Regions from separate parts of the Homo sapiens genome. Here region 1 is linked to region 2. Evidence: chromatin loops called from intact Hi-C (ENCODE). Cell type or tissue: OCI-LY7. All regions are shown on one strand.

What was found. A loop is a pair of places that touch in the nucleus more often than their neighbours do. Peaks named below come from ENCODE experiments on the same cell type or tissue, not always from the same donor. Only the 100,000 strongest peaks of a DNase experiment are listed, where the experiment ranks them.
Region 1: a loop joins it to region 2, with 2.5 times the contacts of the local background. A loop is called at or near these places in 6 of 110 quality-filtered maps.

Annotation. Positions count from the first base shown.
Region 1 is chr17:44,328,056-44,330,555 of GRCh38, reverse strand. No RefSeq gene overlaps it. Among named protein-coding and RNA genes, the nearest start is that of SLC25A39, 4.5 kb to the right of the region's middle. In OCI-LY7, CTCF peaks have their summits at 1,179 and 1,422 (motif pointing right); DNase peaks (open chromatin) are centred at 1,405, 1,865 and 2,275; H3K4me3 peaks cover 1,150 bases; H3K27ac peaks cover 1,634 bases.
Region 2 is chr17:44,069,788-44,072,287 of GRCh38, reverse strand. G6PC3 (glucose-6-phosphatase catalytic subunit 3) reads right to left here and starts at 1,553. Exons shown (of 6, transcript NM_138387.4): 1 at 1,105-1,553. The coding sequence starts at 1,322. RefSeq lists enhancers at 1-356, 857-906, 1,027-1,266, 1,284-2,210, 2,211-2,500. In OCI-LY7, no CTCF peak of the experiment used is centred here; DNase peaks (open chromatin) are centred at 1,117 and 1,537; H3K4me3 peaks cover 2,314 bases; H3K27ac peaks cover 2,205 bases.

The DNA of each region.
Region 1 (2,500 bases), 260 kb before region 2:
ATTTTGCTACACTGGCTTTTTTTTTTTTTTTTTTTTTGAGATAAGATCTTGCTCTGTCACCCAGGCTGGAGTGCAGTGGCACAATCACTGCTCACTGTAGCCTCCACCTCATGGGCTCAAGCAATCCTCCCACCTCAGCCTCCCAAGTAGCTGAGACTACAGGTGCACAACACCACACCCAGTTAATTTTTTTTTTGTTTTTTATAAGAGACAGGGTCTCCCTATGTTGCCCAGGCTGGTCTCAAACTCCTGGGCTCAAGCGATCCTCCTGCTGCCTCAGCCTCCATTACAGGCATGAGCTACCATGCCTGGCTTCTTTTTTTGCTGAGCCATTTAGGACTAAGTTACAGACATCACAACACTTTATTCATCCCTAAACACTACAGTATGTGTTTCCTAAGAACAGGGCATTCTCCTACAAAATCACAGTATTGTTATCACTCCAGAAATTTTAACACTGATAAAGTAATATTGGCCAGGTGCTGTGGCTCACGCCTATAATTCCAGCACTTTGGGAGGCCGAGGTGGGTGGATCACCTGAAGTCAGTAGTTCAAGACCAGCCCGGCCTACATTGCAAAACCCTGTCTCTACTGAGAATACAAAAATTGGCCAGGCATGGTGGTGCATACCTGTAATCCCAGCTACTCGGGAGGCTGAGACAGGAGAATTGCTTGAACCTGGGAGGCCAGGCATGGTGGCTCATGCCTGAAATCCCAGCACTTTGGGAGGCCAAGGTGGGTGGATCACCTGAGGTCAGGAGTTTGAGACCAGCCTGGCCAACATGGAAAACCCGGTCTCTCCAAAAATAAATAAATAAATAAATAAATAAATAAATAAATAAATAAATAAACAAAAAAAAATTAGCCGGGCATTGTGGTACAGAGCAAGACTTCGTCTCAAAAAAAAAAAAGAGTAATTAGCATACAGACCTTATTCCCTTTTCTCCACTTGTTCCAATAAAGTCCTCCATCACTCCCCTACTCCTTTCCACCCTCAGAATCCATTAAAGATCAGACTACAGGCCGGGCGCGGTGGCTCACGCCTGTAATTCCAGCACTTTGGGAGGCCGAGGCAGGTGGATCATGAGGTCAGGAGATCGAGACCATCCTGGCTAACAAGGTGAAACCCCGTCTCTACTAAAAATACAAAAAATTAGCCGGGCGCGGTGGCGGGCGCCTGTAGTCCCAGCTACTCGGGAGGCTGAGGCAGGAGAATGGCGTGAACCCGGGAAGCGGAGCTTGCAGTGAGCCGAGATTGCGCCACTGCAGTCTGCAGTCCAGCCTGGGCGACAGAGCGAGACTCCGTCTCAAAAAAAAAAAAAAAAAAAAAAAAAAGATCAGACTACATTTGCTATGGGCCTGGGATTTGGACTTTTCCTCTGGGCAGTAGGGGGCCTCAGTGGTTCTGCAGCCCTGGGCCCTGCTTTGGGAGACTACTCTAGATGCAGACAGTGCTGGCCCTGGACTCAGAGGTGCTGGTGGGGTCCCATCCATGGGTGAAGCCCTTGAGTCCTCCATCAGCCCCAGAGATGTCTTCCTAGGCCCTGGGGGTTCAAGCTGGAGGGGACACTGCCCCTGTCCCAGGGCTTGCCTTGGACAAATTCAGCCTTGTAATAAACTGGCCCCTTGGGTATCAGGTGAGGACTGGTCCTTCAGTCTCCACAACCACCCCTGCAGCTGGTACTTTCTTCTCCCCTTTTACAGTTAAAAAGGGAGAGTTTCTGCTTTTCCATCTGTGCGAGGAAGCTGCAGATGGCCACATGGGGCCACATGTTGCCTCTGGAAGGACCACTGGGTGCATAACCAATGTAAACCTTGCCTGAGTCAGCCAGGCCAGTGGCCACCTCTGCAGCCTTCCAGGCTTGCTCCTCGAGGGTGGGCGTGTTGAGTCAGGGCTCCATAGCTTCTGGAGCATGTCAAAGCTCCTCCTCCACCCTGAACTGCCACGGTCATTCTTGGGAGAGACTTCACGAGGTCCCGAGGTGTCCCATCACCCATGGATAACCTCTCCAGCGGCCACTGCTTTGGTCACACCCATGAGGCCTCATGGTTCTCTAAGCTTCAAAGCATTTACATTCTGGAGAAGGTAAGGACTGTGATCCACGCGGCTCTGGGCCCCTGGCAGGTCTCACAGAACTGTTTATTGACTCTTCATGTAGCTTTCAGAGACATGATATTAAGAATCTGTACGTTAGGCAGAGCAGGTGATATCGTCCTTATTTTCAGATGAGGAAACAGGTGTATCCACAAATCTCTAAGGATCCTATTTAAGAGCATCACAAAAAGAAAACCAGAAATGGAGTGCAAGGCCCTCAATGTACTGTTGGGGAAACAGGCTCAGAGGTCCCCAGGTTTGATTCCTGGCTGTGCTACTTTGCACTGGTGACCTTCGTTCTGGGTATAAGAAGTTATTATTATCCATCACTGCATACTGGAGGCAGAGGTGGGGCCAGAATCTGGGGAACTTTCCATGCCACAGGTTCTAGAGAGCAATTAACAA
Region 2 (2,500 bases):
GACATTAATAGTGTCTGAAGGAGATTGTGATCTTTGGGGGACAAGGAATAGAGGGGGAGGCTTATACAGACTTTGAGAGAGGAGAGCACAAAGCAAAGGGCAATTAGGCAAGAAAGAAGTGAACAGATCACTGTGGTTCCCTTTACATAAGGATGAGGCCCTCGTGGAAAAGAGTGGAAGGGAGGGGAACTCTATGTTGTTTTTCAGCAAGTCATTCCAGCTCATTGAAATACCTCCTATGAGCCTCCCTTCCTTCCCCCAGGCTGAGGATCTGGCAACAGAGGCTGAGGTGAAGGGAGGTGTGGCTGCATGCCCAGCCCCAGGGGCCACAGGGCCTCCACCCATGTCCCTGGGATTCCTGGCTTCTAAGTCTCAGTGTGAAGAGTCTACTGGTGAATGAAAGAGAAAGAAGAGAAAGTGTTCCCTGGAAAGCAGTGCTTTAGCCCAAACTTTACTGCATACGCACAGGGAATCACCTGGGAACCTTGTTAAAATGCAGATTTTGATTCAGTAGCTCTGGCCCGGGGCCTGAGAGTCTGCGTTTTTAGCCAGTTTTCAAGTGCTGCCTATGCCGTTGGGCATGGTCCAGGGACCACACCTTAATCTGCAAGGTGTCTCTGTCCTTAGCAGCTACCGTGATGCCCAGCACAAAGCATGCTTCTGAAAAATTATAGCAAATGAATGAATACATGAATGAAAAAGTGAGTTGAGAGGTAGGACTCTCCACTACTTAAATCACCATATTTGTTAAAATATGAATTCCCATAAACCAAAAATAAAAAATAAAAAATAAATTCCCAACCCCTTGGAGTTTCTAAATTAGTAAGTGTGAGATGAGGATGGGATATTTACATTTTAGACACGCCCCTTAGGTGATTTTTCCATCAGACCAGTTTGAAGAACACTGGTCTAATGAGTAGGATGGTTGGACTCTGAGGTTTGAGTCCAAGCTGCACAAAGATGCTCAAGGGGAAAAAAAATCAGGGACTACAGAGTAGGGGTGGGAAGGCCCTTGAGACAGTTGCTGAAAGAGACCAGGGCTTACACATGACTCAGGGCCCTCGGGGGTGGGGACCAGGATGCCGGAGGGCTTCTCTGTCTCACCACTTGAAGATGAGGTTGAGCCACTCGGTGATGAGGCTGATCCAGAGCACCGCGATGCCCACACGGCGGGAGGCGTAGTAGGCCGCGGGGAAGTAGAACAGAAAGAGGATCTTGGGATCGCCCAGAAAGGTGATCCAGAGCCACACGTTCTCCAGCCAGGCTAGCTGGTTCTGTAGCGCCTCGGCTATCACGATGCCCGCGCCCAGCGTGGACTCCATGGCGGCCCAGCTGCCGACCAGGCCCCGGCTTGCTCCAGGGCGGAAACCAGAGTCCAGGCAACGAAGCAGCGTCGACCCTCTGATCTCCAAAGCCCACCCCTCTGAGCCCCAGGCCCCGCCCCGCCAGCGGTCACCACCAAGCCCCGCCCCCAGCAGTCCCCCGCTCCTGCAAGACCGGCCTCCAGCCGGTACTGTTTCCTCCTGCGCTCTCCTCCGGTTTTCCTCCCTACTGGGCAGCGCAGGGGACAAACCTTTGTAAAGGCGTTTCCTCAGGGCCCCACGTGGCCACTGTTGCAGGCACGTGGGCAGCCGGCTAGCGGCGGCACCAGTGCGGTTCCGGGTCAGGGGACTGACTAGCCGGCGGGCCGCGCGCGCTCCCAGCGTCCCTGCTCCGCTGATGCGAAGGCGGATATATAATCTCCAGGGCCGGGATTCTTTCCCCACCGGACCTCTCTTCTCCAGCACCAATACCCACCAAAAAAAAAAAAAAAAAAACAAACAGCAAAAAAATAAATAAATCTGAGATCCTTTGGAGAAAAGGCTGCAGACAGCCCCTCCTCCTGGGAGCTGAAGCGGGATCCTAAATTTGCATACACCCCTAATCAGTTCACTCCTTCCTCCCCAGCCTCAAGACTCCCCCTTTCTAATTCGCCTGCTATTAATCTGGAGGCTGACAGATAAGTCTCTTGATTTTGAGGGGTCTTCCCTAAAAAGGCGAATTCTCACATATAGCGCAAAGTCACACTTCCTTCCAGTTCTTCCCTTGCTTCCCCCACCCCCATCCTCCTGCCATCCAAAACCCTGCTTAGGCAGATGAAACCAAGAGATAGTAACAGTGTTGGTATGGGAAGAGGATTGGCACACACCCGCGACAGAGTTTGAAACAGTCATCTGGGGGAACTCACATAGAAAATAGAAATCTCAGCTATTCTAGGCGAGGTCCTGCCTAGAATACTGTTGAACAGTGTCTCCTTAGTTTCTTCCTACCTCAATCAACTTTGTTCTTGAAAAGTTTTTTTTTTTTTTTTTTTTTTGCCGGGCGCGGCGACTCACACCTGTAATCCCAGCACTTTGGGAGGCCGAGGCGGTCGGATCACAAGGTCAGGAGTTCCAGACCAGCCTGGCCAACATAGTTAAACCCCATCTCTACTAAAAATACAAAAATTAGCTGGGCGTGG